2 separate regions of the Mus musculus genome follow, and region 1 is linked to region 2. A link is a loop called in an ENCODE intact Hi-C map of the cell type or tissue named here. Cell type or tissue: heart. All regions are shown on one strand. Each heading gives the region's core, and the rest is flanking DNA. Links, peaks and the distances in the headings are about the cores only. Region 1 holds the start of Cplane1 (ciliogenesis and planar polarity effector 1). Region 2 holds the start of Nup155 (nucleoporin 155).

Region 1 (5,375 bases), core at 58-5,057, 61 kb before region 2:
AAACTTGATATGATGAAAAAAAATTGAAAACAAAAGCTTTCACCTAGATAGATGCCTCAATTCTCTGTAAATGCTAACGTATACATTAAAACTGACACACCCACCTGCCATACCCATCCTCATTTTCTGAAGATGCTAACTTGTACATTGTAACTTTAACACACACACTCTGATGTTTTTTGAGGCCACAGACTATTCCTATATCTTACCAGGAAAAGCACATATTTAACATATATCAAACCTAACTTAGTATTTGAATAAAGGAAAACTCACTTGACCCAACCAGGATACTCTGGGCCAGGGTTTTTTCTGCTTGATACTTGTTGATGTCAAAACTTCTAATCTCATCTCCATGCTTGTTGAGATACCAATGACCAATCAAGCAAAGCCAGTCACAAGATCCTGTGAATAATAACAGCAATAACAAATAGCCTGAAATATTTACAAAGGATAGGTTTTCTCAACACTGACAAAATAACAGATGGAAACCACCTAAGTAAGGGAGGAAAGATTTGCTGTGGCTTCATTTCAGAAGGCCCAACTCTCAGTGGGCTGTTTGCACAGAATACCCTGCTGTAGGAGCACAGGGAAGAGCAGAGTCTTCGCCTCACAGGAGAAAGAAAGCAGAGGGAGTAGGGATAGTGGACCAGGATTAGCCTTCAAAGGTGCACCCCCAGTGACCTATGTTCTCAGACCAAACTCTTTAAGTTTCTAGAACCTCTCAAAACAGTATCACAAGCTGGAGACAGAATATTCAATCAAGATAATGAGCCTACGGGAGACATCTGAAAGTCAAATGGTAACACTGAACATGTTAATTTACAAGTTGGAGAACTTTTAATACATCTATAAAAATTCTTTTTTTAAAAAAAATTTATTTATTTTTATTTTATGTGAATTGGTGTCTTTCCTGCATGTATGTCTGTGTGAGGCTGTTGGATCTCCTGGAGCTGGAGTTACAGTTGTGAGCTGCCATGTGGGTTCTGGGAATTGAACCCACGTCTTCTCGAAGAACAGCCAGTTCTCATAACTGCTGAGCCATCTTCTTCAGCCCCAACAACTCTCTTTTTAAAAGGTAAGAAATTGCATTCTGTATTTCATCCACATCCTGAACAGAGGCAAAATGTATTTGCTTTCTTAATACGCTACTTCTCAGACAGTGGCCATAAACATAGTTTCATATGATCTGCATTTCTCAGTGTAGCTGACTATATTTTAGTAAAGAACGGCAAATTCCCTAGCCTCCTGCTCTGCCGATTCCCTTGACGTTAAGGTAGACTGTGGGATTACTCTGGCCAAGAGAGTACAATGGAAGGGACACTATGAATTTCCAAGGCTAAATCACAAAAGGGGAGAAAAATCCCTGGAGTAACCATTTATGAAACTCCTCTCACCAAGTAAAGCAAACGACCGTCAGCCCACACAGCTGTGAGCAAGTCCAAACTAGCTCACCTGAAGAAGCCTCCACAGTCCTGTTGCTACTGCACATGAAGTTGCAGCTACTCCAGAGGCTGAGGCAGGAAGACCAAATTCAAGGCTTCTCTGCCCAGACCTGAATTTATGGCCAGCCCGACCCTGCCTCAAAATGAAAAGAGCTGCCATACCACTGTTTTGGCACGTGAGGTGGGGGGGGGACATTTTTTTCAACTCAGGTTCTTCCCAAATGATTCTGGTTTGTGATAAATGGACATGAAACTAACCAACCAGTGTCAGCGAAGAATCAGAAGCTCAGGTGTTCCAAATGAAGGATGATTTAACCACACAAGGCGGCCAAATGAAGCATTTTATTCTGCATCAAAAAACAAAACAAAAATGCTATATTATTCAATGCCAAGTTTCCTAAATTTGATGACTACTCATGTAAAATAGCATTACCAGAAATATGCATTATTCTGAGTATGACAAGTGAATATAAGACTATTTAATATACGCAATCATCTTCAAATCAAAAGCTATTTCTAGGTAGTTTAATAATTCCTAAATACTATACATATGCACATGTAAAGAGAAAAATAAGGTACAGCAAAACATAAGGAACTGGTTAATCTAAAATACATATTTAATTACATTATGCAACTTTAAATGCAAAATTGATAAAAGGCAACAGGAGAAAACCCAGCACGACTGAGTTAATCATCGTTAGATTCTACTGGTGACAGCAACTTGTTAGTTTTGGTTTTGAGGGATTAATTGTATTATGTTTTTTGTCTAATGAGTCCTTCTAGATGTGAAAGACACTTAAAGATTTATGCAAAGGATTTGTTTGGGAAAAGATAGACATATTTTTTTTTTCAAGTAAAGCATAAAAGATAGAAAGACAGCAAACCCACTTCAAGATTTCAGTACGGTGCGCTACAGAATCACGTACAACCTCCCGTCACTTAGAATTCTAACAATCACCTCTCTCCTGGGATGCAGCAAACACCATTTTCTGACGCATACTGCAAAGCCTCTCAAAACACTGATGCTACTGGATAGACCAAGCACTACACAACAGACACTGCAGATGGAAGAACTGATTTTTAAAAAAAATCCGCTCCATGGCGCAAAAATATATGTATGACAGGAGTAATCTGCCCAGTCTACGGGAACCGGGGAAAGGTACCTTTATTTCAAACAAATCGGAGCATACAATTTCAAGAAAATCGCTGACGTCCCGGGCGGGGTTTGTGCTACGGAGGATGCTAGGAACCCGCGTCCATCCCTCACTGCTCTGCCGTCCGCTGGGGTCTCCTCAGAGGTTTCCTCGTGGCTGTGGCCGCAGAGTCCTGCCCGGAGGTCCCCTGTGGAGGTGTGAGGGGCCACGGCGGGGAGGGGACGCCTGCGACCCAAAGAAGGACCTGGGCGGGACGGCGGGCGGCCGCGAGGAAAACGGAAGTCCCCACAGCTAGCCCGGAGACCCTGGGAGGCGGGGGGCACGGGGACCGAGCCCCTGGGGAAGGTCCCAAGGCCGCCACCTCCCACCGAGGACCGCAGAGGCTGCGAAGCCGCTGAGCCCTGGAGGAGGCCGCGCCCGCCACCCCAGAGCCGTGTCCAGGCGACGCGTGGGCGGGGCCGCCCCACTGCGCATGCTCCATGCCGCTCCGTGGGCGGGCACCTGACGGATCCCCGCCCGCCCCGCCTCCTCGGCGTAGCCAGCTTTGCGCCGGGGTTCTGGGAGAGCGCTGCAAGCCTGCCAGAGTGGGTTACCTCCACCGAGTCTGTCCTGCCCTCCTGCTCTCTCCTCAGCTCGGTAGTCCTTTCTCTCTCCATCCATCCCTGGCTTCCCCTCGTGCAAGACTTTTGAGTTTCCGAGCTCTCCGTGGAGCTTGGCATGAGAATGCCTTAAGAACCAACATTTAGATCTGCGCTGTTAAGAGCAGTTGTTGCCTTTGTGGAGGACCCGATTTCAGAGTCCCAGCACCTACGACATAACCCTGAGTAACTCCAGTTCCAGGGCATCTGACACTCTTTTGTGGCTTCTGTGGGCACCAGCTACAAAGGTGGTGCACATACATACACGTAGGCAAAACACTCATAAAATAACAAGTTAAAAAACAACAACAACGGGCTGGTGAGATGGCTCAGCGGTTAAGAGCACCGACTGCTCTTCCAAAGGTCCTGAGTTCAAATCCCTGCAACCACATGGTAGCTCACAACCATCCATAACAAAAATCTGATGCTCTCTTCTGGAGTGTCTGAAGACAACAGTGCACACACATATAATAGATAAATAAACAAACAAACAAACAAAAACCAACAACAACAACAACAAAAACTTGCCGGGCAGTGGTGGCACGCCTTTAATCCCAGCACTTGGGAGGCAGAGGCAGGCGGATTTCTGAGTTCGAGGCCAGCCTGGTCTACAGAGTGAGTTCCAGGACAGCCAGGGCTACACAGAGAAACCCTGTCTCAAAAAACCAAAAAAAAAAAAAAAAAGTCTCTAGCCAAAACTTCAGCTAAAATTAGACAATAAATCGTGTTGGTCATGGAATTCTTCACATGTCATGAAGGATTTATCACAATTGGTTATCGATCAAATTAACTCATAAAAAGAATACTCGTCTTTTACCTGCTCAAACAAGGAGCAAAAGTTCAACCTTAACTCATCTGTGCACTTTGCACAATCCACACAGGTATCTTACAGTACTAAACTGTTGGTTGTAAGATTCACGTATTGCTGAATGTGCAGCTCTGACAAGGTTCATCCGCATGGACGCTGAAATGAGCTGCTGCTCCAGCCCCCTCCCTTCTGATGCTGTCTCCAGAGACTTGCTTCTAGAGCAGCTTCAGGAATAGCCCCAGGTTCCAGACGGATTAGGTTCATCCAGCCTTTCAGACAGCTCCAGTCAGAACCTGTCAAGCCCTGAGCCTTCTACGTATACAACGACTGGGTAACAGATGCTAGTGCTAGCTTTCTTAAGCCTAACCACTTCTTCCACTTTCCCTCCTCCTCCCACCCCTTAAAAATATTTGTCAACCCAATTCAGCAGGAGGAAGTTGTGGACAGTTGCTATCCCTATCTCTCGATTATGGTTATTTCATAAATTATAGGTAGGCTATCATTTTAAGGGATAATTTGGAAATGGTCATAATTTTGAATAGGGAGGAAACTAAATAGAGGGCTTAGGCTTGGAGCTTTCTGTCTTTCCTCTCCTCTCCTCTCTCCTTTCCTTCCGAGGTAAAAGGAAGGAGGTTAAAGGGAAAGAGAGGATAGAGTGATAGTATAGAAAGTTAGATATATGGGATGGATTACTAAAATTATTCTTAAACAAAGCATTGCATAGCCATAATCTAACATTGGTAGAAATCTTTGTATTTGATGCAAACTTGAAGTTATAATTCCTTATATTGGTACAGAATTTATAAATTGATATAGGTTTAAGGTTTCCATCCGTATAAATCTTTGAATATTGTTACAAAACTTGAAATTAATATTGTTACACTTAGGCATTGTGCCTATGCAACTCACTTAAGAATATAAAGCTTTGCCCGGCGTGGTGGTGCACGCCTTTAATCCCAGCACTCGGGAGGCAGAGGCAGGCAGATTTCTGAGTTTGAGGCCAGCCTGGTCTACAAAGTGAGTTCTAGGACAGCCAGGGCTACACAGAGAAACCCTGTCTCAAAAAAAACAAAACGAGAATATAAAGCTTTGACCTGATCCTTCTATAGCTGCTATTACACACGGTCTAGGATAATTAAGTAATGCAAGGTAAGGGCCAGATGCCAGACAGTAAACTCATAGTCATATTCGATTCTGATTTAATTATAATTAGGTGCTTTCATTTTTATTCAGCTAGAAATACCTAAGAGCAGTAGTTTAACAGTTCAGATATACTAGTCTTCAAAAGCATCAGAAATTCACAGATTATGACATTTAAAATAATTGCATTATT
Region 2 (5,375 bases), core at 171-5,170:
GGGAAGAATAACTTCTTTGACAATGACAATGTGAGTGGTCAAGAAAATTTTCAAAGAAACTAAAGACTTCCCTTTTTTGGAGCAGGGTCTCACTTTATTGTTCTGGTCAGAACTCACTATGTATTCGGACTGACCTCAAACTCAAAGAGATCTCGCTGCCTCTGTCTCCAAGAGCATGAAATTAAAAGCATGTAGCACCATGCCTGACTTAGAACTAGGGTCTTTTACTAAGAACTGGATGGAACCAGGCTTCCATGTCCATGCCTTTAACCCAGCACTTCAGGGGCAGAGGAAGGCAGATCTCGGACGGAGTTCCAGGACAGCCAGGGCTATCAGAGAAAACTTGTCTGGGAGGAGCCTGTTAGGCAGAGGGGGGAAAATGCTAGAAGGGAAAGGGATTAGTATGAGGAGGAAAGTATATTAAAGAGATTACACATTTGAGAGGATCAGAAAGCAAAGCGGGGGTGGGAGGGGGTTGGACATATGAAGACAATAGCAGCTAATAGGTCAAGCAAGTTTTTATAAAATTTTGGACCCTGCTCCAAAAAAGGCAAGCTCATTTGCTAATACTTGTCAAGTACAAAGACTATCTTTGCTTCTGGTATTTTTCTTTTCAGTTTTCCACGACAGGGTTTTTCAACGACCCCACCCCCCCCCAGGGTTTCTCTGTATAGCCCTGGCTGTCCTCGAACTCAGAAATCCGTCTCCCTCTGCCTCCCAAGTGCTGGGATTAAAGGTTTTTCTGTGTAGCTTTGGCAGCTGTGGAGCACCCTCTATAGACCAGCCTAGCCTGGAACCCACAGAGATCCGCCTGCCTCAGCCTCCCAAATGCTGAGATTAAAGGAATGGACAACCACTATCTGGCTGCTGTCAGTATTTCTGGTTAAAAAAATAAAAATCTCTTAATAGATTTTTACAAGTCATTGCTCATGTGCTTTGGGCTACTTTTGATTGATTATTCTGTTTAAGTTACTCCCACCCATTTTTTTTTCTCACCAAGTCTCACCTGCATGTTACATTTCTGTTTTTCTCCAACTTTCATTTCACAAGAAACATTTTGTAGCAACTAATGCAACTCCACAAACCTTTAGCTGGTAACAAGTTTTAAAAGTTAAGGCAAATTCTTCCAAATTATCTCCTCTGTTGGCAGATAAACTTAGTTCTGCTCTCCCTGTCAGTTAGCCTTCTGACCCCTATATTTCTTTCCTAGTTAGTCCCGGCACTCACAAATATACTAACTCTACACGTATGACATGACTCTGAGAGAACGCGGCAGATTTCCAAATTAACTCGCTTGCTTTTCTGAGCGAGCATTATCGAAGCAAAAAATGCACAGAAATGGAATCTGGATCAGAGGATTCTTCTCATTTGGACTTAATGAGTTTGCTCTTACCTCCTCGAGTATCTACAGTAAATAAAGTGTAGACAAGAAGAAATAAGCAATAAAAGCTAAAAGTCGGTTGCTGTTTGTCGTGTTTTCAAGAAACCAAGCCCTAATCTCTGAATGTTCACGAGGGCACCAACGTACAGAGAAGAAGACAGGGGAATCGGACTAGAATCCTATGGTGGGGAAACAGAGCGTCCAGTGGACCGATCACTCACTTGGGGCCGACACCATGAGCAGCTCAGAAAGGTCCGGGTACATGCGGTCTTCTTGCAACTGTCGATCGATAAGCCTCCCCGCGTTTTCCAAAGCTTCCTGCAGGGAGGCGGCGGCCGACGTAGAGGCCACCATCATAGAGCCCAGCACCGATGGCATGTCGGCAATCGTGGCCACCGCCTTATAGAAACACTCCAAACCCGTGGAGAACCGTGAGAAAAACGAAGAGAGCCCAAAACCGCTCCTCGGAACGCGCGCGGAAAACGAATAACTGGGCGCCAGGTCATGACGCACTTCCGGTTCGTCCTCCCCGGCACTGGAAGACGCCGCTTCTGGGACGGGAAGAGGAAGCAGTTGAGTGTCGGACATTGGCGAAGGCGTGAGGGAGGAGACTAGAGTTGAATTTGGAGATGGCCTAGGGAAGGGAGGAGGAGAAGGGAAGAGGATACGGGAGAGGGGAGGGGACTGGGGGCGGGGCGGGGGGGAGAGGGAAGAGGAACTTCGGGTGCTGGAGTGGGGTTGATGTCCCCTTGCGGTCGCCTGTGCGGTGGTGACATCGCGCGTGCTGATTCTTTGCTTTGAGCCCCACCCCCAGTTTGGAATGTGGCGACGGCTGAAGAGTGGCACACATCCATTACCGTGGTTCCCTGATAACTTCTAACAGTAGTTAGAAATTGATCGCTAGTTCCAGAAAGTTTACCTGTGAGCCAGAAACTCACAGCGTTTCAAATAATGGGGGTGAATTAAGAATTCATTGGATTGCTGGGCGGTGGTGGTGCACGCCTTTAATCCCAGCACTTGGGAGGCAGAGGCAGGCGGATTTCTGAGTTCGAGGCCAGCCTGGTCTACAGAGTGAGTTCCAGGACAGACAGGGCTACACAGAGAAACACTGTCTCAACCACCACCCCCCCCCCCGGCCCCCAAGAAAGAATTTATTGAATTTTCCCATGTGCGTGTCTGGGTCATTGGCTTTGTGGCTTTGCGAAATTTTTTGGTTGGAGGTCAGCGTTGGACGGTGTCTCATGCCTGTTAATACGCGTCCTATGGTTTCGGCAAAAGGATTACTGTGTCATTTGGTGAGTTCCAGATAGCGTGCTACGGAATGTGTTCCTAACTCAAAACAAACAGAGGCGGGAAGGGAGATACTGTGTGATGGGTCCTGCCAGCGGATTTAGGAAGTGGAGGCAGGAGGATAAGTTCATCCTCGGCTGTGTGGCAAGTTTGTAGTAAACTTGAGAGTCTGTCTCAAGAAAAAGAAGAAAAAAGTGTTTGTTCTTGCTGTATACCTTTCTCCCTTGTTGCCTTGGGAGAACACTCATCTGATCCATCTGTTCTCATCTCAGAGCACAAGGATATTAAATAATGGATGCATTCAACAGATGGTCTGATTCTAGGAAACCGAGTATGTACTGTGTCAGGAATCGTGCCTGCTGTTGGGAATACCAAATTACTACACTTTTACAGAGACAAAGTAAATGCCTCTCAAGGTCCAGGCATAGAGGCAGGCACCTGTAGTTGGAAGCCAGACTGGGCTATGTACTGAGACCTTTCGAAGAATCAGCCTGCCTCCATCTTACGTTTAAAAGACAGCTTACAATAAAAAACAAACTAGGTTCATGCCTGTTTATAATCAAACCTCTGTTTCTCAGGGATTAGCCTATGCCCCGCTCCCCACAGCCTTAACTACAAATGGTTCTGTACCAAGTGTTCCAGGAATGGCAATCATGTCTTTGTTTCAAAAAGTCGTTTATAATCATCTTGCAACCCTACTTTGATTCAAAAGGTTACATGGCCAGGAGCTGATGGTGCATGCTTTTAATCGCAGCACTTAGCAGGCAGACGTAGGCCGAATGTGAGTTCAATGCCAGCCCCCGTCTACAAAGCAAGTTCCAGGACAGTCAGAGCTGTCATGCAGAGAAACCCTGTCTCGAAAAACCCAAACAAAGAAACAAGAATGTTCTATGCCTACCTTGTTATAACCGCCTTGTCATGCCCATCTTGCAACCATGTCTTTGTCTCTGTTCCTCTCCTATAACCCAACCTGCTCTGTCCATCCAATCCCCCGTTTGTGAACCCCCTACTGTTGCAGGATATTTGATCACACCATGAACCCTGATATTGTGTTATTTACTGGGAAAGCCTGGTTTTAGTTGTGGTATGGGTCAGCCTAAACATATACTTTTAATTCAACAGCTTTCTGCTTGAATAATGTAAACAGGGTTAAATAAAATCAACCATAGGTCAGGAGGCAGAACAAGCGGCCAGTTGACAGGAAGTGACCATAGGATTATTAAGAAAAAAGTCTTGAGAGTAAGAGGGAGTCAGGAGGACAGAGACACATAGGGAGTAGAAGGGAGGAGCATTTAGTTGTCTGGAGGTTCTTTTGAGTGGGAGTGGGAGAAAGAGGGGCATTGCTTCTGGAGTATCAGCTGAGGAAGATGGTCAACTGGGTGCTTTCTCTGGGTCTCTGAACTAGCAGGCTGTCCCCCCAGCATCTGGCTCCCAAGTCTTCATTGATAAAATCAAACGGCTGAGATTTTGTTAAAAAACAAAAACAAAAAACCCAACAGCTTACCCCTAAACTATAAAAAGCCTTGTCTTCCTTACATCCAAAGCTGACCTGTCCTGAGGGGTAGGCAGCCAGTGTACATGAATAAAATAGCTTGCTTTAATTAATTGCTTGCTTTAATTAATTTGGCCATGGTGATCTTTGTCCTTTCATCTTTGGGATCAACACTTTTTCATAAACAGAAAATGAAAAGTACTATAATAATGGGGCTGGTTGTAGATTTTCTAATGGGGTGTATACAGAATTCAGTAGCATAGAGAGCAATGGGAAGAGAGGCTTTGTTTCCACAGAAAGACACTTTAGTAGGCAAGGCAGCCACCTGCCCAGAACAGTTACGATTTGCCTTTATTTATTTATTTATTTACCTATCTATTTATTTTGGCTTTTCGAGACAGGGTTTCTCTGTATAGCCCTGGCTGTCCTGGAAACAGTTTCTGGAACCAGGAATCAATTTCTAACTACTGTTAGAAGTTATCAGGGGGGGGGCTGGTGAGATGGCTCAGTGGGTAAGAGCACCCGACTGCTCTTCCGAAGGTCCAGAGTTCGAATCCCAGCAACCACATGGTGGCTCACAACCATCCGTAACAAGATCTGACTCCCTCTTCTGGTGTGTCTGAAGACAGCTACAGTGTACTTACATATAATAATAAAAAAAAAAAAAAAAAGTTATCAGGGAACCATGGTAATGGATGTGGGCCACTCTTCTGGCACTCACTCTGCAGACCAGGCTGGCCTCGAACTCAGAAATCCACCTGCCTCTGCCTCCCAAGTGCTGGGATTAAAAGCTTCCACCACCACTGCCTGGCTTTTCTTTTTTCTTTTTGTGGTGAGACTAGGTTTTACTACATTGCTTAGACTGACCTTGAACAACTCACAATGTAGCCCACAAAGGATTCAAATTTGCAGCCCTCCTCCCTCCCTCCCTCAAGGATCAGGGTAGCTGTGATTACACTTGTCATCTGCCATACCCAGCCTCAATTAAAAAAAAAATTCTTGGACTTCCCAAATTTTTGTTATTTTTCTTAATACTGCTGTCCTGAGCATCTGCTAACCCCTGTTAATTATATCTGTTTTCAGGAAATCAGACTGCTGAAGGAGAGATACTTTGGATCTTTTATTTAATCTGAAAACAAGGATTTATTTTTATTATGTGTCTGTGTGAATGTGTGTTCATGCGTGTGTGCATGTGTGTATGCCCATGGAGAC

What was found. Hi-C counts contacts between places; a loop is a spot of excess contacts. Peaks named below come from ENCODE experiments on the same cell type or tissue, not always from the same donor. Only the 100,000 strongest peaks of a DNase experiment are listed, where the experiment ranks them.
Region 1: it touches region 2 in a loop (2.4-fold over the local background); 4 of 42 quality-filtered maps call a loop at or near these places.

Annotation. Positions count from the first base shown.
Region 1 is chr15:8,166,720-8,172,094 of GRCm38, reverse strand. It overlaps Cplane1 (ciliogenesis and planar polarity effector 1), which reads right to left and starts at 2,989. Exons shown (of 53, transcript NM_001162906.1): 1 at 2,606-2,989; 2 at 1,701-1,789; 3 at 274-402. The coding sequence starts at 354. It also overlaps the pseudogene Gm46494. In heart, for the core only: no CTCF peak of the experiment used is centred there; a DNase peak (open chromatin) is centred at 3,064; H3K4me3 peaks cover 1,685 bases; H3K27ac peaks cover 1,357 bases.
Region 2 is chr15:8,105,830-8,111,204 of GRCm38, reverse strand. Nup155 (nucleoporin 155) reads right to left here and starts at 1,892. Exons shown (of 35, transcript NM_133227.3): 1 at 1,603-1,892. The coding sequence starts at 1,759. In heart, for the core only: a CTCF peak has its summit at 2,146; a DNase peak (open chromatin) is centred at 1,954; H3K4me3 peaks cover 2,552 bases; H3K27ac peaks cover 1,659 bases.